Linked DNA regions of Homo sapiens: all the other regions are linked to region 4. A link is an interaction called in ENCODE POLR2A ChIA-PET data of the cell type or tissue named here. Cell type or tissue: HepG2. All regions are shown on one strand. Region 1 overlaps CLEC16A (C-type lectin domain containing 16A). Region 2 holds the start of PRM3 (protamine 3). Region 3 holds the start of PRM1 (protamine 1). Region 4 overlaps LOC400499 (putative uncharacterized protein LOC400499). Region 5 holds the start of MIR548H2 (microRNA 548h-2). Region 6 overlaps LOC105371082 (a long non-coding RNA gene).

Evidence for each region. Peaks named below come from ENCODE experiments on the same cell type or tissue, not always from the same donor. Only the 100,000 strongest peaks of a DNase experiment are listed, where the experiment ranks them.
Region 1: POLR2A ChIA-PET joins it to region 4 with 11 read pairs; 2 of 35 experiments call an interaction of 5 or more read pairs at or near these places.
Region 2: POLR2A ChIA-PET joins it to region 4 with 10 read pairs; 8 of 35 experiments call an interaction of 5 or more read pairs at or near these places.
Region 3: POLR2A ChIA-PET joins it to region 4 with 26 read pairs; 8 of 35 experiments call an interaction of 5 or more read pairs at or near these places.
Region 5: POLR2A ChIA-PET joins it to region 4 with 28 read pairs; 6 of 35 experiments call an interaction of 5 or more read pairs at or near these places.
Region 6: POLR2A ChIA-PET joins it to region 4 with 39 read pairs; 6 of 35 experiments call an interaction of 5 or more read pairs at or near these places.

The regions. Positions count from the first base shown.
Region 1 is chr16:11,015,159-11,019,158 of GRCh38, forward strand. The region is part of intron 11 of CLEC16A (C-type lectin domain containing 16A); the gene reads left to right. Among named protein-coding and RNA genes, the nearest start is that of CLEC16A, 73 kb to the left of the region's middle. RefSeq lists a silencer at 1,554-1,848. In HepG2, no CTCF peak of the experiment used is centred here; DNase peaks (open chromatin) are centred at 1,683 and 2,043.
Region 2 is chr16:11,272,607-11,276,606 of GRCh38, forward strand. PRM3 (protamine 3) reads right to left here and starts at 1,023. Exons shown (of 1, transcript NM_021247.3): 1 at 593-1,023. The coding sequence starts at 989. The coding sequence ends at 678. PRM2 (protamine 2) reads right to left here and starts at 3,874. Exons shown (of 2, transcript NM_002762.4): 1 at 3,494-3,874; 2 at 3,033-3,331. The coding sequence starts at 3,764. The coding sequence ends at 3,294. The region is part of intron 1 of LOC105371082 (a long non-coding RNA gene); the gene reads left to right. It also overlaps the pseudogene LOC124900380. RefSeq lists an enhancer at 1-104. In HepG2, no CTCF peak of the experiment used is centred here; DNase peaks (open chromatin) are centred at 1,270 and 1,575.
Region 3 is chr16:11,277,978-11,281,977 of GRCh38, forward strand. PRM1 (protamine 1) reads right to left here and starts at 3,353. Exons shown (of 2, transcript NM_002761.3): 1 at 3,150-3,353; 2 at 2,864-3,058. The coding sequence starts at 3,261. The coding sequence ends at 3,015. The region is part of intron 1 of LOC105371082 (a long non-coding RNA gene); the gene reads left to right. In HepG2, no CTCF peak of the experiment used is centred here; DNase peaks (open chromatin) are centred at 1,354, 1,744 and 2,144; H3K4me3 peaks cover 553 bases.
Region 4 is chr16:11,369,985-11,373,984 of GRCh38, forward strand. It overlaps LOC400499 (putative uncharacterized protein LOC400499), which reads right to left. Exons shown (of 67, transcript NM_001370704.1): 67 at 2,031-2,754. The coding sequence ends at 2,750. All of the region lies in intron 1 of LOC105371082 (a long non-coding RNA gene), which reads left to right. Among named protein-coding and RNA genes, the nearest start is that of RMI2, 27 kb to the left of the region's middle. RefSeq lists enhancers at 496-555, 741-1,241. In HepG2, a CTCF peak has its summit at 1,946 (motif pointing left); DNase peaks (open chromatin) are centred at 767 and 1,877; H3K4me3 peaks cover 1,025 bases.
Region 5 is chr16:11,305,533-11,309,532 of GRCh38, forward strand. It overlaps MIR548H2 (microRNA 548h-2), which reads right to left and starts at 995; the gene lies at 908-995. All of the region lies in intron 1 of LOC105371082 (a long non-coding RNA gene), which reads left to right. In HepG2, no CTCF peak of the experiment used is centred here; DNase peaks (open chromatin) are centred at 1,899, 3,169 and 3,579.
Region 6 is chr16:11,295,410-11,299,409 of GRCh38, forward strand. The region is part of intron 1 of LOC105371082 (a long non-coding RNA gene); the gene reads left to right. Among named protein-coding and RNA genes, the nearest start is that of MIR548H2, 9.1 kb to the right of the region's middle. RefSeq lists enhancers at 2,074-2,253, 2,385-3,068, 3,522-3,571. In HepG2, a CTCF peak has its summit at 2,466; DNase peaks (open chromatin) are centred at 1,322, 1,602 and 2,332; H3K4me3 peaks cover 1,936 bases.

The DNA of each region.
Region 1 (4,000 bases), 350 kb before region 4:
CCGCATTCATCTAGAAAATTAAGTGGAGCCACTCACTCTACAGCTGTGCTAGCTGGATGAGGACTGTGAGGTGCAGCTGTGCGCACAGGTGTCACAGCCAGGGTGTGGAAATCCCATTTTGTGTGGAGAGGCCCATGTGGGTCTGGTTCTGCGTCAAGATGTGACACGGGGGTTGGGGGTGAGGAAGGGGGAGCGGTCCTGGCTTTGCTGCTGCATTTCCAGCTGTGTTAAGAATCACTGCACTTGTGGGTTTCTGTGCACTCATACTCAATATCCAGGGTTGGACCAGACGGTGGTTTTCAAGCAGTTTTGTGTGAAGCCGTAGAATTCCAGAAAGGGGCCTCATGGAGTGCACGAGGGAGCCCACGGCAGTCAGAGGCATTTGATGCCCACCACCCTTTCCTGGAGCAGCTCTGCGCTCATCTGCTGACTGTGGTGGGATGCCCTGGAAAATTGTCCTGCAAATTAGTATTCAGCTGCTTAAAAAAAAAGTTGGATGAGCTTGGTGCTGAATTGTCTTCACCCTCTTCTCTGCTCCGGAATTCTGCTGGTGTCCAACGAGATTAAGCCAGAAAGGGGACAACTACGTCACAAAGCTTGGCCTCCAGGCCAGGGTGCTGGGGCTTGGCCCTGTAACCTTAGGAAGTACTTGGAGCTGAGTTCCCACTGTGTCAACCAAGCAGGGCAGAGCTGAGCCTGGGGAAGGAGAACTTGCAGCTGTAGGGGAGGTGGGCCTATGCCACGTCCTCTGCCTCATGGGGCAGAGGCCAGAGGCTGGGAGACGAGGAGGAGGCTAGCCTCACAGGCTTGCTTGGGAGTCTTCAGATGTCTGATGGCAAGCCTTGTTAGTAAACACAAGCAAACCTATACATATGACATTTAAGCATACATCTCCCAAATATGTGTAAAAATTTATGTATTATAAATTATATATAATATGATCATGCTAGTATTATGGACAGTATAAAACAAAATAGATTTTAAAAGATGAGAAGCGTTAAAAGACCTACTGCCTAGGGAATCATCTTGCATGCCCACTGAGGTCCATACCCACTTTGGAGATGGCCAAGGTAGTTGGAGGACACTAGGTGCCTGAAGGAGGCTGGTGAAGGTGAAAATGGCAGAAGGGAAAGAGAATTATGTTTCCCCGACAGCAGTCTGCACCACGTTCGAACTCTTTTTTTTCTTTTTTTTTCTTTTTTTTTTTTGAAACAGAGTCTCACTCTGTCACCCAGGCTGGAGTGCAGTGGCCCAATCTTGGCTCACTGCAACCCCCACCCCCTGGGTTCAAGCGATTCTCATGCCTCAGCCTCCCCAGTAGTTGGGATTACAGGCGCCCGCCACCACACCCAGCTAATGTTTGTGATAGGTTTCACCATGTTGGCCAGGCTGATCTCAAACTCTTGACCTCAAGGGATCCTCTTGCCTCAGCCTCCCAAAATGCTAGGATTACAGGCATGAGCCTCCACGCCCAGCCCACATTCCAGCTCTTGGCCATATCTGTGTACTGTTTGCTCTGCTGTTTACTGGATAGCTTTCTTTGAATTGACTCACTTGTTTTTTTCCCAAAATTTAGCCTTATTCTAAGCACTAATATCCACAGAAGGCTTTCTGTGCAGCTAGAATTTTCTTCCAATGCACAATGAAATAAGTACAAAACTATGCAAACAAAGCATTTGTCCACACACCACTTAGAAAGCACTGTTGGCTCCCACCTGTGTGATGGGGCCCGCCCTGTGGGAGACTCTGATCTTTGACATCTGACTTCAGATCAGATGGGAGGGAAGGGGGATGGTGAGAGTGAACCTCACATAGGGCCGGGGCCCATGTGAATATCGGGGCGGGGGGGGGGGTGCTCCTCCATGCCAAGGGGTGCCTGCAGGTACAGTCATGCCTAACAGTCTGGGGAGAGTCTCTTGGGGCATGAGATATCTCCCCACGAGAACACTTTGTGACCACATTGATCACAGACTTTGTCGGGGAGTGGCCCACCCCGCCTCAGATCACAGCTACCATGAATCATTGCCACTCGGGCCCGCTGCCAAAACATCTCGTGTTGGGCTAGACCAGTCGCTCATTTATCACTTCAAGAGATACTTATTGTGTGCCTACTCTGTGCCAGACACTGGATTAGACAGTGGAGAACAAGACACATAAGACAGCTACAAAACCCCTGTTCTAGTGGAGGAAGGCAGACAGTAAAGAAGCAGAACAATAGAGAATGTAAGAGCCAAGTCACAATGAATGCTATTATTATTAAGTAAAATCAAGATAAGGGGGAGGAAGGACAAATCTCCTCTACAGAAGAATGCCAAATAATTTATGGAGATACGCGAAGACGTTTCAGAACCTAATGTCCCATTCTCTAAGTGTGGCCTGTGTTTACTGACTTTCTTCCACAGAGTATGGTATGGAAGGAGGAGGAAAAGTGACTTCACAGTGGCGAAAGCTGATGAACATTAGCTTGGCCAAGTATTGGAGATTAACATCAACAGTTATAAGTCATATTGATAGTATGTGCCCTGATAGGATGTGATGAGAAGGGTACTTCCCCTCTGTGGTCCTCCTCCTCAAAACCTGTAACCCCAGTCTAAATAGCAGAAAGACATTGCACAAACCCAGAGTGAGGGACTCTCAAGAATGCCTGACCAGTACTCCTCAAAATGTCCAGGTCATCACAAGCAAGGACAGTCTGAGAAACGTCACATCCAGAGGAACCTAAGAATGAGGACTCAATGTAAAAGGGATCCTGGAACAGAAAAAAGACATTGGGAAAAACTAATGAAATCTGCCCAAAGTGTAGAGTTTAGTTTAGTTAATAACAATTTTTAAAGAGGTATTAAAAAAAAAAAAAAAAAGGCAGGTGAAGGCCGGTGTGGTGGCTCACGCCTATAATCCCAGCACTTTGGGAGGCCAAGGTGGGAGGATCATTTGAGCTCAGAAGTTTGAGACCAGCCTGGGCAACATAGTGAGACCCCATCTCTACAAATACTAAAAAATTAGCCGGGTGTGCTGGCATGTACCTGTGTTCCTAGCTACTCGGGAGCCCAGGTGGTCAAGGCTACAGTGAGCCATGATCACACCACTGCACTCTAGGCTGGGTGTCAGAGCAAGACCCTGTCTCAAAAAAGAAAAAAAAAAAAAAAACAGGTGAAGAGGGCGTCCAGGAAGATGTCTCCGTGGAGGCGACATGTGAACTGAGCCTTGAATGATGCACCCCAGTCACACCTGGCTAGGAGAGACCTGGTGTGAGAGCCTTCCAGGCAGAGGAAATTACTGTGTAAAGATCCTTGGATAGAAACAAGCTTGGGCCAGGCGCGGTAGCTCACGCCTGTAATCCCAGCACTTTGGGAGGCCGAGACAGGCAGATCATGAGGTCAGGAGATGGAGACCATCCTGGCCAACACGGTGAAACCCTGTCTGTAATAAAAATACAAAAGATTAGCTGGGTGTGGTGGCGGGTGCCTGTAGTCCCAGCTACTCAGGAGGCTGAGGCAGGAGAATGGTGTGAACCTGGGAGGCGGAGCTTGCAGTGAGCCGAGATCATGCTACTGCACTCCAGCCTGGGCGACAGAGCGAGACTCCATCTCAAAAAAAAAAAAAAAAATGGAGACAAGCTTGGGATGTTCAAGAGATAGTGAGAAGCCCAGCACAGCTGGAGCAGCATGAGCCAGCCAGGCAGGGATGGCCAGGAGGTAAGGTCAGAGGTGGACTGGGGCCAGGCCGTGTGTTTGGATTTCATCTTGAGAGTGATGAGTAGGCACTGGGAGTTTTGAACAGAGGAGTGACATGAGCTAATTTCATTAAAATCACTTGGGTTTGTGTGGAGAATACATTAGGGTGGCAGAAGAGGTGGCAGACGTCCCTGCATGAGCCGGGGGGAGGGAGACCATGGCAGAGGCGGTGTCTGAGCCCAAGGTATGTGTTCACATCCCTCTGGAAACAGAAGTGCAGGTTCACATTTTGTCATCTCTTTTAACCCCCTGTATGTCTCCCGAAG
Region 2 (4,000 bases), 97 kb before region 4:
CAGCCAAGAAGGACCTAGAGGAACCACCATGACCCCAGCAACAATCCCTGTCCTAGCTCAGCACTGACTGGTGCCAGGCCTGGTCCCACCCATCACTTGAGCTAATTTTTCTGATCATCTGACCCATGAGTAGCTATTAGCTTCCCCTAAACGCTGGGAGGGGCAGCCTGAGGCTCAAAGACACGCAGTGACTTGCTCAAGGGCACGCAGCTACCAGAAAAGAAGTTTGAACCCAGGTCTGCTGAACTCCCAAGCCAGTGTTCTTAAAAGACGGTCCATAGTTGGGGCAGCACAGTGGGGACTGCGATGAAGGCAGTTACCCTGTCCCGCTGGATGCTCTCGGCTGGGGTGTGCTGGGACTCGCAGAGGAATTTCCCGTCCCAGAGATGGGAAGATTTGGCGGAGATGATTTCCCCCTCTCAAAGCCCCTCAACCTCTGGCTGGGGCTTGGGAACAAGGTCACCGAGCCTTGCTGTTCAGCCTTCCTTGGCAGCTGGCCTCCCTCCGTGTGCACCCACACACACACGCCTTCACACACGTGCACACGTGGGGCCAGAAGGGATAGGGTGAGGGGAACCAGAGACAGGGAGGATTCCTCAGAGACTTTTTATTGACTCTTCTCTGAACACTGTCGCCGGAGCAGCAGTGGGCGTCCCTTCCTGGGCCTTCGTTGCGGGTCAGGAGGGTGTCCGCTTGGGCTCGGGGCTCTGCTGGGCCTCGGCGTTGTCCTTGTGGCCCTCCTCCTGCCGCTCAGGCTCCAGCAGCAGCAGCTTGCCCTGCACCGGCAGCTCTTCTTTCTCCTCCTCTTCCCCCTCCTCCTCCTCTTCCTCCTCTTCCTCGCCCGCTGATGACAAGGAGAAGTTATCCTGACTCACACAGGCCATGAGCTTTTTCATGGAGGATTCGTGGCCCCGGCCATGGCCCGTGCTGTGGCCTGGGCTGTGGCCTGGGCTCTGGCCTGTGTTGAGCTTGGCACAGCGGGAACCCATGGTCTACGTTGCCTGTCTCTCTGGGCAAGGAGGTGAGGCGGTGGGTGAAGGGGCTGCGAGTGGGGGCAGGATGCTGACATCACAAAGGGAGCCCATCCCCACTTGGGAACCTGGGTCTGAGCCAACAGTTAACTCACACCTCAGCCACTGGCAGCTCCCAGCCCCCACAGGGGAGGTCTGCAAGGCTGAGCACTGGGGCCAGTTCGGATGCCACACCATAGTCCTCATTTGCCCTGGAGAAAGTTTCCCTTGTAGCTGGGATGGGAGTTAGGGATTGAATTTCTAGAAGCAGGAGGGGCACACACAGACTCCTCCCCACATCCCAGAAATCGCCAGCCAGAGAGAGCTGTCTCTGTTGAGTTTCTTGACTGTTAACCCTTGGAAATAAATCATCAAGCTGTGTGCTTAAAATGTATGCACTCTGTAAGCTCATAAAACTCAGGAACCCTTGGAAGTCTTCCTTCGGGGGCCTGAAAGTGTGAAATCTTCTTGAAAGGCAATGGCTCCTAAGCATTGTTTGTTTGTCCAAGGCATGGGAACAGGCCAGAAACCAAGCTGGGATGAACAAGGGGTTGCTTTGTCCCTGACTGATGCAAGATGGACACCACCAACCAGAGGCCACTCTACCCAGGTCAGGGTGGAGTGACATCCTCTTAAGTGTTTTGGGGCCACAGAGAAGACATCATGGAGCTGCCCCTTGGCAAGGTTCCACATCTGTGCAGCACAATTTCAGCATGGGGGGAGGGGGTTTAGGACTTTGTCTTTTATACATTGAAATGAGTCGTTTGTACACTGCAATGGTATTTTTTAAATATAAATTTTTTGAGGCCAGGCGTGGTGGCTCACACCTGTAATCCCAGCACTTTGGGAGGCGAGGCAGGCAGATCATCTGAGGTCAGAAGTTCGAGACCAGCCTGGCCAACATCGTGAAACCATGTCTTTACTAAAAATACCAAAAAAAAAAAAAAAAAAAAATTTGTTTAGCTCCTTCAGCTACTCAGGAGGTTAGGGAGGAGAATCAGTTGAACATAGGAGGTGCAGGTTGCAGTGAGCCAAGATCGCACCACTGCACACCGCCCCAGTGACAAGAGCGAAACTCCGTCTGTTTTTTTTTTTGTTGTTGTTGTTTTGTTTTCAGAAACTCGTTGCTTCCTAAAGATTGGTCATTTCTGAGCACCAGAAATCCATTTGCCAACATATGGATTGGATCTTGCCAGTCTTATCCCCCCAGTCCTCAGTGGCTATGGTTGGCTAAGGTTGGCACTCTCCGAAGTGCCCCCTTCCTGATCCTGGAATCTATGATGTAAGGATTGTGAGATGGGGAGGTTATCTTGGGTTGTCCAGAAAGTCCCTCAGTGCAATCACAAGGGTCCTTGATTTCAGACAGGAGGGAGGAGTGATGCAGCCACAGGCCGAGGAGAGCAGGCAACAAGGATCGGATTCTGCCTGGGTCTCCAGAGGCTTCAGCCAGCACAGGCCTCACACAGCGCAGCCCATTACTCTGCATTCATCTACTCCTTGCCTTTTGCCGTCTCTGTGCTGACCAAGTTGTTGCTGGAGCATGCCAGACCTGTTTCCCACCTCGAAGCTGTGGCCTGCACTGAGCAGTGCCCCCACCTCTGCCCCCACCGTTTACACTTCCAACCACCCAACACTCAAGATGGGTTGTGTTTTTAAACTGTGGCACACAGTAGGCATTTAAATATGGCCACAAGGTGCCTTGGCATCTTTGTGACTTAATTAGGACTCGATCTGTTCTAACCATTTTCTCCTTTCATGAGGTAGGATCAGGTTCTTCACTGGAGGGGGATCCAGACAGACTAATGTGGCCTTTGACACCATGGAAGGATGCACAATAGACAGGACAGCATCATAGGGTGGCCTCCCAGGCACAGTAACCCTCTCCTAGGTGTCCTGAGAGCATCAGAACTCCCGCCCTACCTGCCTCTGAGGAAGGGCTGCAGAGAAGCCTCTACCCGCCCTGGGCGTGAGGGAAGCCAGGTTTGTGTGATTCGTGCAAAGAAAACCCGACAGGCCAGCGAGTGTCTTGTCAAGCTTTATTGGGCAGGTGACTTTTGCTCGTTTCACTCAGATCTTGTGGGCTTCTCGGCGGCAACTCAGGGCTTGAGCATTTGATGTAGGGGAGTTGCTATGGCCTCACTCGGTGTTTCTTGGGCAGGTGACTTTCTCTTAACTTCCAGCTGGGGGCTTGAGCATTTGATGTAGGGGAATTGCTATGGCCTCACTTGGTGTTTCGGGCGACTTTTTCTTAATTTCCAGCTGGGGGTGAGGGGCCCAGGAAGCTTAGTGCCTTCTGCATGTTCTCTTCCTGGTTCTGCAGCCTTTTGGGAAAGAAAGTTCTGGTTGAGGGGGTCACCTAGGGACTCTGGGTGGGGACGGGGGTTAGGGGGCTGGAGCTTTTGTCAGGTGGGGTGGGTCCCCGCCTCCCTCCTGTGCCTGGGGTGGTCAGGGACATGCAGGGCAAGGCGGGGGCGCAGGCAGACCTCTGCGATGCCTCCTCCGGTGCCTGCAGGAGCGTCTTTTGCGCCTTCTGCAGGAGCGATGCTGCCGCCTGTGGATCCGGTGCAGCCTCCTTCGAGAGCAGTGTCTGCGCCTATAGTGAGACTGGCCATGGGTCCTCTCGTAGACCTCGACGTGCTCCGGGCTCAGCCCTTGCTCCTCTTGGCCGTGGTGTCCTTGCTCTTGCCCATGCAACTGCTGCCTGTACACCTCGTGCGAGCGTTCGCTCAGGCTCCTCACGCGGTATCGGACCATGGTGTTGGGAGATCTGGTGGCTCCTGGGCTGAGGCTGCAGTGGGCCCTGGAGTAGGGGAGGAGGGCGGAGGCCTGCCCACCTGCCCTTGGTGTTACTGTTGGTCTGGTCTGCAAGGCTCCCCGGGAGCTTGTATATAAAGGGGGCGCCCACTATGACTCTGCGGCCCCGCCCAGTCCCCACCCTGCCCAGCCTCCTCTGTGAGGGCAGCACAGGGCCAGGGGTCACAACTAGCAGG
Region 3 (4,000 bases), 92 kb before region 4:
CAGTGGCAATAAGAAACAAATTCAGGAGGCTTAATCTTCAGATCCTTACAGGAGGTGATGGGTGATATTGCCATGCCCTTGGTGTTTCTATGCTGCCTCTCTTTAGGGATAAGAAGGTCCTTTATGATGGCCCTCAAGCTCTTCGAGGGCGCGTGTTAAAAATATGAATGCTGAGGCCTTACCCTACGTCCCGCTAAGTCAAATCTCCATGGCCAAAGCTTGCAGATGAAAATAAGAAGGGGCGGGGCAGGGCTCGGTGGCTCACACCTGTAATCGTAGCACTTTGGGAGGCTGAGGCGGGTGGATCACCTGAGGTCAGAAGTTCAAGACCAGCCTAGTCAACATGGTGAAACCCTGTCTCTACTAAATATACAAAAATTAGCCGGGAGTGGTGGCGGGCGCCTGTAATCCCAGCTACTCAGGAGGCTGAGGCAGGAGAATTGCTTGAACCCAGGAGGCAGAGGTTGCAGTGAGCTGAGATGGCACCATTGCGCTCCAGCCTCGGCAACAAGGGCGAAACTTCGTCTAAAAAAATAAAATAAAATAAAATAAACATAGGAAGGGGCTGGGTGTGGTGGCTCACACCTGTAATCCCAGCACTTTGAGAGGCCGAGGTGGGAAGATCACTTGAGCCCAGGAGTTTGAGACCACCCTGGGCAACATAGTGAGGGCTCTGTCTACAAAAAATAAAAAAAATAGCCTGGGTCCATGGTGGCATGTGCCTGTAGTTCCTGCTACTCAGGAGGCTGAGATGGGAGGATTGCTTGAGCACAGATCAAGGCTGCAGTGAGCCACGTTCACACCACTGCACTCCAGCCTGGGTGACAGAGCAAGACCCTTATCTCAAAAAAAAAAAAAAAAAAGGCACACCCAGGGGTCTGCCTGTCCAGCCAAGCTGCTATCATGATCCGAGTGTGTTATGGGGAGTCATTGCTAAAGTGATCAGGGTCATGGTAGTGCCAGGGCTAGCACTGAACTCTCATGTGCTCACTTGAAAGAACATGGTTGTTGATACCCACCGTAGGTGAGTGCAGTGGCTCATGCCTGTAATCACAGCACTCTGGGAGGCCAAGGCAGGAGAATCGCTTGAGCCCAGGAGTTTGAGACCAGCCTGGGCAACATAGTGAGACCTCGTCTCTACAAAAAAATTAGAAAAATTAGCCAGGCAAGGTGGTGCATGTCTGTGGTCCCAGCTACTCAGGAGTCCAGGAGGCTGAGGTAAGGAAATCACTTGAGCTCAGGAGATTGAGGCTGCAGTGAACTGTGTTTGCGCTACTGCACTCTATTCTAGCCTGGGTGACAGAAAGAGACCTTGTCTCAAAAAAAAAAAAAAAAGGAAGTGATGTATGCAGAATACCAGGCACACAGTTGGTGTCCCATAAACAGAAGTCATACTGTGACATTTCTGAGGTGCTTGGTGGGCCCTGTCACTTCAGGGAACTGGGTCTCAGAGCCTCTGGTCTCTGCCAAAATGCTCTGGGTTTGCTCTACCATCAGGAAATGACTGTGACCCAGGGCCTGTGTCAAGGAATCGGAGAGGTGGGCTTTCTTAGGCTGTGGGTGAGCCAAGGAGACCAGTGCCCAGCAGGACTTCTTATGTCCTTCCCCAGATCTCACTGGGGTCTTAAACTCTTGCCTTAGAAATTTTAGTATAGGTGGTATATCAAGCAGCTTGAGTGTGGACTTAGATCCGACCAGATGGACAAGTTAACCTTTGTTTCTTCGGTGGACATAACGTTGTGAAACCGTGCCCCAAAGAGTAAAGAAACCGGTGGTTAACAAAAATGTTTGAGTTTACAGGATGGCAGATAAGAGACTTCCTTAATGGTGCTTGATTAAATGTGAAAAGTTCAGCTCCACTGCTACCTGGACAAGTTATCTCTGTACCCAAATGGGGATGAAAACTTCTGGCACAGAGTGAGGAATAAGCAGTTTTGAATTTAATTTTCCTGATGGTGACTGGCTTAATCTATTTAAGTTATAACCTAAGAGTTCCTTTGTTGAAGAGTGGAAATTTCAGCTTTGGGCTGAAATAAACCCGGGTGGGCAGCTAGGGGACAGGTCAGATGGGATGAGCTGGTTCAATCTTGAGCTCCAGCTGGTAAATGTTTAACTGGCTTTGGGGTTCCTGGGATGGAGGGAACCCAGATTTGTAGCATTTGCTGATTTCTGTAAATACTCCATGGTCCATTTCAAGCTGCCAAGATGAGGTCACCAAGCAGAGTGGGGAAATGTACACAGTGGGTCCTCAAACTCGAGAGACCTGGATAGAGCACCCCACTGGGTAGGGATCTGTTAAGAGGGTTTAGGAGGCAGGTTCTGGTTGTGACTTGGGGAGACTGGTTCTTGTTGTATCTTAGGGAGGCAGGTTTGGGTTGTGACTTGTTGGTACTACTAAGAGTTTGGAACAATGGCCAGGTGCAGTGGCTCATGCCTGTAATCCCAGCACTTTGGGAGGCCGAGGCAGGTGAATCATGAGGTCAGGAGATCGAGACCATCCTGGCTAACACAGTGAAACCCCGTCTCTACTAAAAATACAAAAAATTAGCCAGGTGTGGTGGCGGGCACCTGTAGTCCCAGCTACTCGGGAGGCTGAGGCAGGAGAATGGAGTGAACCTGGGAGGCGGAGCTTGCAGTGAGCCAAGATCGCGCCACTGCACTCCATCCTGGGCGACGGAGCGAGACTCTGTCTCAAAAAAAAAAAAAAGTTTGGAACAAAACCCAGCGTGACAACTGTCTTTCATGTCCCCCCCACCGACATCTTTCTCCCGTTGCATGCCCAGGCCCTCTCCCCCTCTGCTCATCCCCGAGCCCTCCTCCCCACTGAGCCTCCCCTCTCAAGAACAAGGAGAGAAGAGTGGGATGACTTTTCAACATTTATTGACAGGCGGCATTGTTCCTTAGCAGGCTCCTGATTTTTATTGGATGGTGGCATTTTCAAGATGTGGCAAGAGGATCTTGAAGTCTGGTAACATTCTCAGGCAGGAGTTTGGTGGATGTGCTATTTTGTGCAATTAGTGTCTTCTACATCGCGGTCTGTACCTGGGGCGGCAGCACCCTGGTGAGACCAAGAAAAGTGGTGAGAGGAAGGCTGGGCCCTGAGAGCTCCCAGCCTCAGCCCCAGCCCACCCTCAGCTGGGCCCACTTACTCATGGCTCTCCTCCGTGTCTGGCAGCTCCGCCTCCTTCGTCTGCGACTTCTTTGTCTCTGGCGGTAATATCTGCTCCGGCTCTGGCTGCGACAGCATCTGTACCTGGCCATGGTGCAGGATGGGCTTGGCCTGAATGCTCAGAGCAGGGCACCACCTTGGCTGAGCCAGCCAACCTGTGAGCAGGTGGAACTCTGTGGGCTGTGAGTCAGGGGCCAGCTCTGCGGCCTGTTATAGATGCCAGGGGGCCGTTGGTCATTGTGAGGGCAAAGGGGCTGGGACCTCACAAACCATGGCCAGGTGGCCTGCATCATGTCCATATATGGGCATTTGAGAGGCGGGCAGGCCCCCGAGTGTAGGGGCTGCCTATGTCACAGCTGGGGCGATACAAGATGACTCCTCCGTGGGAGCAATCATCTAGTTATTCAATTAACAAAATATTACTGTTAATATTTTGGCCTGTTCCATGCCGGATTTTGGCCTAGGCCCTGGTATATAGTGATAAACAAGACAGACATGCCCTTGTTAAGAAGTATTATTATTATTATTTTATTTTTTTAATTACTTATGTATTTTGTTTATTTTTTTGAGACAGAGTCTCATTCTGTCACCCAGGCTGGAGTGCAGTAGCACAATCTTGGCTCACTGCAACCTCTGCCTCCTGGGTTCAAGCAAACCTCTGGCCGCAGCCTCCCGAGTAGTTGGGACTACAGACATGCACCACCACACTCAACTAATTTTTGTATTTTTAGTAGAGATGGGGTTTCGCCATGTTGGCCAGGCTTGGTCTCGAACTCCTGACCTCAAGTGATCTGCCCGTCTCAGCCTCCCAAAGTGCTGGAATTACAGGCA
Region 4 (4,000 bases):
TATATATATATATATATATATATATATATTTGAAATTAAAAGATGTTCTAATTTTGAGCTATCCTTGTCACACTGTACAATTCTCACTTGGTTTAGGTCACTTTTTTTTTAAGGCCCCAGTGGGGTTTGTTTGGTAATATTTTATTTTGGATTTTCTTACCTTGATTTGTATGTAAACATCTTACCTTGTTTTGTTTTGGAGATAGGGCCTTGCTCTGATGCCCAGGCTGGAGTGCAGTGGTGTGATCATAGTTGATTGTGATTTTGAACTCCTGGGCTCAAGTGATCCTCCTGCCTCAGCCTCCTAGACAGGCATGTGCCACCATGCCTGGCTAATGATTAAATTTTTTTAGAGACAGAGTCTTGCTATGTTGTCCAGGCTGGAGTTCAGTGTATATTGTAGACGTGAATTGGTCTTTCCGCTGGAATCATTCCCTCTCCTATCTGTTTCAAATTCATGCATAAGTACTCCACCCACACCCCCCAGTTGGAAAGTATTGATGTTGTCCAACCTGCCTTGAGAAGGGAGAACTATGTTTCCCTCTTTGTATCTCTGCTGGTGTCCAGTCCACTGCTGTGTTTTTGGTAAATACTTGACCCATAGAATGTGGGAGGCAGGAAGGAAAGCTTCTGCGTTTCCTTTCTGGACCAGAAATCATGGATCCGTTAAGCATATTGAGAAACCAACAGGTCAGGTGGCTGCACACTCTAGTTGCATCTGACTCTGAATTGCTCATGGGCCCCTGAGCACCAGTGATTTGCTTTTCTTTTATTGCAAAAGCAGAAGTGGGGGTTGAGTGAGCTTGGGCAGCCTTGGGAGGCAGGCAGGCCCGCGTCAGTGCCATCCTGGCTGTTTGTAGCTTGTATGACCTTGGGGAAATCCCCTCAACTCTCTGAGCCTTTGTTTCTTCTCTCATTAAGTGGGGATCATCCGTTCCTCATTGGACTATTGTAAGGCCTAAGATCAAACTTTTTTTTTTTTTTTTTTTTTGAGATGGAGCCTTCGCTCTGTCGCCCAGGCTACAGTGCAGTGGCACGATCTCCGCTCACTGCAAGCTCCACCTCCCGTGTTCACGCCATTCTCCTGCCCCAACCTCCCAAGTAGCTGGGACTACAGGAGCCCGCCACCTCACTCGGCTAATTTTTTGTATGTTTAGTAGAGACGGGGTTTCACCGTGTTAGCCAAGATGGTCTCGATTTGCTGACCTCATGATCCACCCACCTTGGCCTCCCAAAGTGCTGGGATTACAGGCGTGACCCACTGTGCCCGACCCAAACTTTTTTTTTTTTTTTTTGAGACGGAGTCTCACTCTGTCGCCAGGCTGGAGTGCAGTGGTGTGATCTTGGCTCACTGCAGTCTCCGCCTCCTGGGTTCAAGCAGTTCTCTGCCTCAGCCTCCTGGGTAGCTGGGATTACAGGCGCCAGCCACCATGCCCGGATTTTTTTTTTTTTTTTTTTTTTTTCCAGTAGAGATGAGGTTTCACCGTGTTGGCCAGGCTGGTCTTGAATTCCTGACCTCATGATCCACCCGCCTCGGCCTCCCAAAGTGCTGGGATTACAGGCGTGAGCCACTGCACCCAGCCCCCAGATCAAACATCTTTCAAGGCACTTGGAGCAGTGCCTGGTCTCCAGGGTCTTTAGGCTGTAACCACAGCAAAGCACTCAAATCACAGCCACTCTCCCTTCTGTCTTCCCTCCAGTGTGGGGGTGTGGAGGACCAACCTTCTTGTTCCCATTCACCCTGGAGTTCTTTCTTCTGAACTTCATCTAGCACCTGCTATGCACCAGGGATTCATGGGGGGGATGGTGGGGCGGAGGTCAAGGACGGTCAAGTCTGGCCTTCAGCTTGCCTCAGTCCCCGTGGCTGATGCCTTGCCCTTTGCTCTGGAATCTGGGCCCTACAAGCTCCTACCAGGCTCAGTGCAGAGAGGGCTCGAGGGCACCCCCTATCGGTGAGCAGATTCCATAGCTGCCCACGCCTCCCCCTCTCTTGAGTGGATGATCAACCCCAGCAATCTAGAGACATGTTCTTGGATTCTGCCAGCTTTATTTTTCAGTTGAAAACTCAAAGGAAAAAGTTACATTCCCAAAAGAAAGTAAAACACTTCCAATGATGTAGCCTGGAGGCCTGAGTTCACAGGTGCCCCTACCAAAACAGAGGCCCTCCCCAGGGTCCCCTGAAGCATTCAGTCCCAGTGTGTCTACCCCAAAGAGAGAAGCTGCCTACCTGGGCTTCTGATTAAGAGGCTTGGGGCCATCACTTCCCTTCAAGGAAACTCCTGCCTGAAAAGACCCCTGGATCAGGCAGGGAAAGCCAGTACCAAGCAGCTGAGGACCTGGCTTCGTGTCCCCCACCACGCAGTCAGCGTTCTGAAGCAGTGGCTTCCCAAATGGCTGTTGAATAAGTGAATAAATCTCTTGGGCATGAACAGGGGCCAGGTGGAGTTTTCTCTGCAGAGCTGGTACTTGCTGGCCGCACTGTCTCCTGGTTTGCAGTGGAAGTGTGGAGGAAGGGGGAGAATTACTCAGACCAGTGGGAGAGTTTCATGTCCCCCGGAAGTATTTTGAGCCCAGTGGCAATGAGCCCTGCTTCCGTGCGTTTGCAGCACGTGCGGTTCTGAGTTTCCCGGCATTCCATGCTGGTTATTCTGTCCCAGCCATGAATCTTGTCATTGTCAGGGAGCTGGAATTGCAGTAGAAGGTGAAGGAGTTTGAAGTCTGGCAGCCTAGTGCTGGCATAGACAAAATCTCAAACTGTAAAGGAGAGAGAAAAGTAAGACCAGGCTATGGGCCCCTGAGGAGAGGGGCCCCTGCTGTTTCCTGAAATAAATTATGCTAGGGCCCCTGGCCTTCATTATTAAAAGGACAACTCCCCATCCACTCCCACTCATCTCCCTCCCGCCTTTTTGTAAGAGCAGCGGGCATGGGTCAATGAGTCCCCTACAGCTGCAGGGCCTTTGCAGGCAGCGGTGCTAGGCCCAGCCTGCTGAGTTCCTTGGAAATTGAACAAGCATCTGTGGAGTGCTCACTCTGTGTCAGGTTCTGCTGCCAGCACCCTCGACACAGAGAAGACCAAGACATAGTTCCTAGCCAAGGGGAGGGCGGAACCTTAGCACACGATGCTTTGAGAGCTCAGGATGCATCCAACCCAAAGTGTGGGCTAAAGGGAGCTCACTGTGTGGGTGAGATCTTCAGTACAGCATGCAGTGGAGGCCATGATGTGGGGCTCCTGGCCCTAGAGGGACTGCTCTGCTGTTTCACCATCAAGTGGGGTGGACAAGGGCACAGATGGACACTCAGAGCTACCAGGCAAAGGAAGTGCCCTTCTATCCCTCATCTGCTACGAGAACTGTTTAAAAGATGGGTTTTAACTTTTCTGAGATGGAGTCTCGCGCTATCACCCAGGCTGGAGTACAGTGGCTCACGGCAACCTCTGCCTCCTGGGTTCAAGCGATTCTCCTGCGTCAGCCTCCTGAGTAGCTGGGATTACATGCGCCTGCCACCACGCCCGGCTAATTTTTATATTTTTAGTAGAGACGGGGTTGGGCCAGGCTGGTCTCGAACTTTTGACCTCAAGTGATCCACCTGCCTTGGCCTCCCAAAGTGCTGGGGTTACAGGAGCAAGCCACCATGCCCAGCTATTTATATTTTTTGAGATGGAGTCTTGCTCTGTCGCCCAGGCTGGAGTGCAGTGGTGCGACCTCAGTTCACTGCAACCTCTACCTCCCGGGTTCAAGTGATTCTCTTGCCTCAGCCTCCCAAGTAGCTGGGATTACAGGTACATGCCACTATGCCCGGCTAATTTTTATATTTTTAGTAGAGACAGGGCTTCACCATGTTGGTCATGCTGGTCTCAAACTCCTGACCTCAGGTGATCTGCCCGCCTCGGCCTCCCAAAGTGCTGGCATTACAGGCATGAGTGACCTTGCCTGGCCGGGAAGCACCCTTCTAGCCCTCATCTGGTAAGAGAAGTGTTGAAAATATGGGGTTTAGGTGGCCT
Region 5 (4,000 bases), 64 kb before region 4:
GAGACCATCCTGGCTAACACAGTGCAACCCTGTCTCTACTAAAAATGCAAAAAATTAGCCAGGTGTGGTGGCGGATGCCTGTAATCCCAGCTACTTGGGAGGCTGAGGCAGGACAATGGCATGAACCCAGGAGGCGGAGCTTACAGTGTGCTGAGATGGCACCACTGCACTCTAACCTGGGCGACACAGCGAGACTCCGTCTCAAAAAAATTACAAATAAAAATAAAAAGTTCCCGAGGCATGCGATGGAATATTATTCAACAACAACAAAAAAGGAATGAGGTTCTGAGAACTGATTTTAAACCACGATACTACATTCAAACTACACCATGAGTGAACGTGGAAAACACGGTGTGTGGAAGAAGGCAGGCACAGAAGACCACTTATTATATGGTTCCATCTATGGGAAATGTCCAGAATAGGCAAATTCGTGGAGACAAAATTAGATTAAGCCTGGGCAGCATAGCAAAACCCCATCTCTATAAAAAGCAAAAAAATCTGGCCAGGCGCAGTGGCTCACACCTGTAATCCCAGAGATTCGGGAGGCCGAGGCGGGCAGATCACTTGAGGTCAGGAGTTCAAAACCAGCCTGGTCAACATGGCAAATGCTGTCTTTACTAAAAATACAAAAATTAGCTGGGCATGTTGGCACATGCCTGTTTTCCCAGCTACCCAGGAGGCTGAAGCAGGAGAATCGTTTGAACCCAGGAGGTGGAGGCTGCAGTGAGCTGAGATCACGCCACTACACTCCAGCCTGGGTGACAGAGTGAGACTATCTCAAAAAACAACAACAACAACAACAAAACCTTTTGTACACCCATGTTCATAGCAGCACTATTCACAATAGCCAAAATGTGGAAGCAACCCAGATGCCCATTAATGGGTGAATGGATGAACATGATGTGGTTTATATTAGGTTGGTGCAAAAGTAATTGTGGTGTTTGCCATTGAAAGTAATGACAAAAACCGCGATTACTTTTGCACCAACCTAATACACATTGCTATGGTCTGAACGCTTGGGCCCTCCGGCAATGCATATGATGAAATTCTCACCCCCACTGTGATGGTGCATTAGGAGGCGGGGCCTTTGGAAGGTGATTAGTTCATGAGGGCACAGCCCTCATGAATGGGATTAGCACCCTTATAAAACAATCCCATGAGAACGGGTTCACACCTTTCGCCATTAAAGATCCAACAAGAATCCTTCTTTCCGGTCTGTGAACCAATAAACAGGCCCCCAGCAGACATTGGATCTGCCAGCACCTTCATCTTGGACTTTTCAGCCTCCAGAACTGTAAGAAATAAACGTTTGGCCGGGTGCAGTGGCTCATGCCTCTAATCCCAGCACTTTGGGAGATCCGAGGCAGACAGATCACCTGAGGGAAGGAGTTCAAGACCAGCCTGGCCAACATGATGAAACTCCGTCTCTCCTAAAAGTACAAACATTGCCCAGGTGTGGTGGTGGGCGTCTGTAATCCCAGCCACTCGGGAGGCTGAGGCAGGAGAATCACTTGAACCTGGAGGCGGAGGTTGTAGTAAGCTGAGATTGCACTACTGTACTCCAGCCTGGGCAATAGGGTGAGACTCTCTCTTAAAAAAAAAAAAGAAGAAGAAGAAGAGAAAGAAATTTCTGTTGTTGATAAACTCCCTAGTTTATGGTAGTTTGTTATAGCAGCCCAGATTGACTAAGATAACATGTAGTGGAATATAATTCAGCCCTAAACAGGAAGAGAACTCTGACACATGCAACAGCATGGATGTGCCTCAAGGACATTATGCAAAGTGAAAGAAGCCAGTCATAAAAGGACACAGGTCATTTGATTCCACTCACAGGAGGTACCCGGAGAAGTCGGATTCAGAGAAACAGAAAGTGGAATAGTGGTTGCTGGGGCAGGAGGGAGGGGAAATGGGAGTTGCTTAACAGGTGGAAAGGTTCAGTTTTGTAACATGAAAAGAGTTCTGGAGCTGCATGGCGGTTATGGTTGCACAACAATGTAAAAATGTACTTAACATTTCTGAACTGTGCCCTTCAAATGGTTCAGGTGGTAAGTCATATGTGTATTTTATTACAATTAAAAATTTTCTTAGGCTGGGCGTGGTGGCTCACGCCTGTAATCTTGTTGCATGATCCTTGGGGTGCTGCTTTTATGGCCAGAAACCTCTGTGGCTGGTGGCATCTTTTGGCCAAGTTTTGCTTGGGCCCACTGGGCTAGTTCTGCCCACTCAGCCTGGCAGGCTGTGCTCGGCTCACACTACCAGCCTGGATCCCACCCTTGCTTGGGCAAGCCAGGTGTGGCACAGTGAGGGGTGTGTGAGCAAGTGCGCATGGGGTCTGGCCACTGTGCATAGTCAGGCACACTGGCTGCTACAACGGGGCAGGGACCAGGTGCCCGCACAGGCGCCAGCTCTCTGCGAGGCTGCGGCGGGACCAGGTGTACCACAGGCAGCCTCCACGGCTGCCACTGGGGAATGCATTGGTGCCTGGAAGCCTGGAGGCTCCAGGAACCACAGGGCCCCAAAGAGGGAGTCCCAGTCCTGACTTGGGCTCCCAGGTCTGGGCTCCCTGAAGGGCCACAGCTCTTCTCTCCTTCTCTTCACCCACAATATGGCAAGCAACGGGCGTGTTTCTGCCCTGTTTGTGTTACAGTTCCTTCAGCCCTGCCATTCGGCAGTTCCCGAGTTCTTGTCTTGCTTCCAAGAAGAATGAGGTACGCAGACAAGCGTAGGGCGAACAAGGTGATGAAGAGCTTTATTGAGTGACAGAATAGCTCAGAGGAGGCCTTGGAGTGGGTAGCTGCTCTCTGCAGCTGGTTGACCTGACGTCTGCTCAGCTCTGGCTGAGTCCGGTGCTTTTATGGGTCTCAGAGAAGAGGAAATGCATGCCAAACGGTCCATGGGTGGCCGTGAGTGGGCCCAGAAAAGGCACCACAAGTTCCCACTCTGGTCCTGTGGGACTGGCAGCCTGGCCCACAGCCTTCGGACCCTCCCTGGGTGAAGGTGGGGCCTCACCGGGGACCCAGCGCCTGCACCAAGGAACCTGTCTGCCTCTTGCTGCCGTTCATGGGCCCAGGCTGTAGGTGCCAAGGGGTGCCTGCAGGTCAGCACCAAGCTGCCCTCAGCTCCCCTTCAACTTCCCTTCTATGCTTGTCAGTGCTCAAAGTCCAGAGGGGGCTGAGGCAGCAGGGGACTAGCATGTCAGCACTGCCCCGGGTGTTCACACCTGGCCGGGCTTTGCTTTGCTCCAAGATCAGAGTGGGCACCGACAGCAGGGAGAAGCCAGGCAGTGGGAGCAGGCACTTCTGAGCCTGTGAGGGGAGGGGGGTCTTCCTGGGCCACCAAGAGTGCAGGGATGCCTGGGTCCACAGCTGCAATTTGGGCAGCTGCAGGTGTGCTGGAGACAGGGAGTGCAAGGCTTCTGCCTGCTCTGTGGGGTGGGAGGCCTGAATCTGCAGCTGTGGTTTGGGTGGCTGCAGCTGTACCCAGGAGGGGGCAGGGCTCCTGCCTGCTCCATGGAGCGGGACGCCCAGGTCTGCAGGCACGACTTGGGCAGTTGTGGCTGCATCCGGGAAGCTCCCACCCCACTAACTCAAAAGGGGCGGGGCTCCCACTTGTCCCCAGCTCCTGCCACCTCCAGAGAATGTGCAGCCCCAGCCATGCCTCCTTGCTGCAGCTGGAGTGACGGCAGAGGCCGCTCCACATGGGCCACCGCTGCCATCAATCCTAGCACTTTGGGAGGCTGAGGCAGGAGAATTGCTTGAGCCCAGGAGTTCAAGACCAGCCTGGGCAACAGAGCCAGACCCTGTCTCTACAAAAAATAAAAAACTAGCCAGGCATGGTGGCACACACCTGTGGTCCCATCTATTCAGGAGGCTGAGGTGGGAGGATCCCTTGAACCCAGGAGTTTGAGGCTACAGTGAGCCACTCCACTCCAGCCTCTGCTCTCCAGCCTGGGCAACAGAGCCAGACCCTGTCTCTAAAAAATACAAAAATAAAATAAAGA
Region 6 (4,000 bases), 75 kb before region 4:
GGCTGGAGTGCAGTGGCACAATCTCGGCTCACTGAAACCTCCGCCTCCCAGGCTCAAGTGGTTCTCATGCCTCAGCCTCCTAAATTGCTGGGACTACAGACATGCACCACCACGCCCAGCTAATTTTTGTGTTTTTAGTAGAGATGGAGTTTGGCCATGTTGGCCAGGCTGGTCTCGAACTCCTGACCTCAAGTGATCCACCCACATCAGCTTCTCGAAGTGCTGGGATTAGAGATGTGAGCCACCATGCCTGGCCTTCATTCCCTCTTGATGGACACTTGGGCTGTTTCCAATTTTCTGCCATTATAAACAGTGCTGCTGTGGCTAGAATTTCTCTGGAATATATTCAGTGGACTAGCAGTTCTCAAATTTTAGCATGCACCAGAATCACCTAGAGGGCTGGTAAAGACACAAGGTTCAATCTAGAATCCCACGTTGCATTTACGCTACTACTTTTTCTGTTTTTTCCTCTTAAAAATTAAAAAACAAAAAATAGAAACGGGTTCTCACCATGTTTCCCAGGCTGGTCTCAAACTCCTGGGCTCAAGCAATCCTTCCACCTCAGCCTCCCAAAGTGCTGGGATTATAGGCGTGGACCACCATGACCAGCCCTATTCCTTTTTAAATTAATAGTAATAATAAGCAAACCTGGAAAAGACCCCACACGTCCAGAGGTGTTCAGGTGAGGAGTCGGGGGAAGGATCATGAGACAGGATCAGCGTCTTGACCCAGACTTGCTTGGGCCCTGCAAGGACCTGTGGGACCTCTGGGCCCCTCTCACCTCCAGACAGGGCGGCTCCTCCCCACACCCAGCTGGGTGGAGTGGGTGACCTATCTATACTGCTGGCCCTGTGGGCCCTGTAATTAGAGAGATCTACTGGAGTTCAGCATCTCTATGACCTAGGAGAGTCCCTACAAAGAGTCTCAGGCTTCCCCTCTGTGGAGGAGTCCAGGGTGGGGGTGAGAGGCTCTGAGGGGCTGCACTCAGAACCTGGGTCTTTCATTTATTTGGCAAATCTTAAATGTCCCAAGTATTCACCAAGCCTTGTGCTGGTGCTGGGGGGACAGCAGAGAGCCTGACACTCCCAGGGGGCTCCTCATCAAAGGGGAGGCCTACAGTAAACAAATAATTACACAAATAAATATAGAAAATGAACTGTCACTTGGGGAGGCGTGGGTCTTGGAGTGGGGTTTTGAGGTGTGAATAGGAGTTCACAAAGCCTCAGAGGAAGGGGAAGGACTACGTTATTCATAAAAATCTCACTGGAAATGAAAAACACTTTGAGGGTTCCGCTGTCTGTTGTCAGACTACCCAAATACCATTGCCAGGAAATTCCAGCAGGCCCACACAGCAGAGCGGTCCAGGGCCAAATAACTTCAAAAAGTAAAATTAGAAAAGCCTCTCTGAAAAGTAGCTGTACACCTAAAGTCTATGTTTAATGTGGCCCATAGATGTGTTTTGTAGGTTTGCTCTGATGTGGATTGGGGTCCCCCAAGCAGTTGTACCAGTCACACCTCTGAGCTCCTAAAGCAGCTCTGGCAGCCAGGCAGGAAAACCATGGGCAGTTTCTTATAAAGTTAAACATTCACCTACGCTGAGACCCAGCAGTCCCACTCTCAGGTATTTACCCAAGAGCAAAGAAAGCATGTGCCCATCAAGATCTGTGCACAGATATTCATAGGAGCTCTGCTCCTAATAATCCCAAACTGGGAAACGTCCCAAATATCCATCAACAGTGAGAATGGATAAACAAATTGAGGTACCTCCATACAATGGGACACTGCTCCCCAATAAAACATTGCAAACCATTGCACACACCACGTCATGCACCGCTCTCGCACGTGTTGTGTTGTGTGAAACAAACCAGACAAGAAGGGACGCATCCCAAGTGACTGATTGGTTTATGTACAGTTTAAGAACAGGCAAATCTCACTGCTATTTATAGATGGCACAGCAGTGGTTACCTCTGCTAGTGGGGCCGGGGGTCGCTTGTGTACTGGGAAGGGGCTCCAGGGAACCTTCTGGAGGCTGAGGGTGCCCTTGATCCTGATTTGAGTGGTGACTATATAGGTATAAAAAATGATCAAGCTGGACACTTAAAGTCAACATAGTTTATGCACTTTCACGTGTAAACATTATTCCTTAAGAAAATAAAAACAGCACCAGTGGCTCCCCCCTTCCCTGCAGACTCCCCCGACACCACCACCTCCTTCTTCGCCTTGCATCGGTACGATAAGGCACTTGCTTGACGGGAAAGAGAAACTCAGCTGCCAGCTGGGGTTCATTTGCACTTTCCCCCGCCTGGTCTGCGGTCTGGCTGTGCAGCTAGCCGCTCTGACGGGGAGGAGGGGCCCAAAGCCACTGCCTGCCGCCTGGGCAGGGGAGAGGGGCACGTGAGGCTCATGGCAGAGGCACAGCCAGCTTCTTGCATGTGCCCTCCCCGGGGAATGTCTGCAGAGCCCAAGACTGCCACGCCGTGGGCACAGCCCTGGCAACAAACAGCCACTTACCCAGTCACCATGCTCTACTTCTCAGCTGCAGCCCCACGGCCTGGACTCGCTTGCCCAGGCCCCCCAGCCACAAATCCTGGGCCCCTCCCTGAAACCTCCAGACACAAACTCACTTCAGGCTGGGGCCTTGGTTTCCCCATCTGGAAAAGGGGTGAAAAGCCCCATCTTTCCAGTGTAGCAGTCGAGGCATTTGCAGCAGGTGTTTGTGCTCAGTGTATCGATGTAGGAGGCTCTCAAAAAGGATGTAGAAAACATGAATAGTTATGAGTCCTGTTTTAATAAAATTAGAATAAAAAATAAAAGCCAGGCAAGGTGTTGTGCGCCTATAATCCCAGCTACTCATGAGGCTGAGGCGGGAGGATCACTTGAGCCCAGTTCAAGCCCAGCCTGGGCAGCATGATGAAACCCAATCTCTACACAAAATACAAAACATAGCTGAGCGTACTCCCTAGCTACTAGGGAAGCTGAGGTGGGAAGATTGCTTGAGCCCATGAGTTTGAGGCTGCAGTAAGCTTTGATCACACAAGTGCACTCTAGCCTGGGTTACAAAAAATAAAATAGGCCAGGCACAGCGGCTCACAGCTATAATCCCAGCTCTTTGTGAGGCTGAGGTGGGAGGATCACTTAAGCTCAGGAGTTTGAGACCAGTCTGGGCAACACAGCAAGACCCCATCTCTACAAAAAAATTTTTAAAAAATTAGCTAGGCATGGTGGCGTGTGCCTGTAGTCCCAGATACTCAGGAGCTTGAGGTGGAAGGATCACTGGAGCCCAGGAGTTCAAGGCTGCAGTGAGCTATGATTGCACCATTGCACTCCAGCCTGGGTGACAGAAAGACCCTGTCTTTAAAAAACAAACAAACAAACAAAAAGAGTGAAAGATAAACAAATAATTAAATTTAAAAATAAATAGAACTAGAAGAGGAAGCCCAAACTATTTCTGAATGTGTTCATCTGAGAAGAGGGCAAAATGTAAAATACACACCAATTGTTTCACCATTATTTTCCCCCGAAGTTCGGATTAAAGAAAGGGAGGGGATTAGCGCTTCAACACACCTCCCTTTGTCCTGGGTGTCGTGCTTCAGCATGTGTGGATGGTAGCTTTGTGGTTAAAAAAAAAAAAGAAGAAGAAATGAGAGCAAAAAGTACTTTGAGAACTCTTTGTAGCTGTCACGTCCCCAGACCCTGTGGTGAGAACCTCCAGGGACACCTGTGAACATGCATGTTCCCAGGCCCAGCCTCAGGGGTCTGCACGTTTAAGAAATGGATGCACTTGTCTAATGATGAGGGCAATGGTGCCGGACACTGCCCACGTGTCTGCTCTCTAGGACAAGCCCTTGAGACAAGTATCATTATCCCGTTTAAAGACGAGAAAACTGGCAGGGTGTGGTGGCTCACTCCTGTAATCCCAGCACTTTGGGAGGCCGAGGTGGGTGGATCACCTGAGGTCAGGAGTTCAAGACCAGACTGGCCAACATGGTGAAACCTTGTC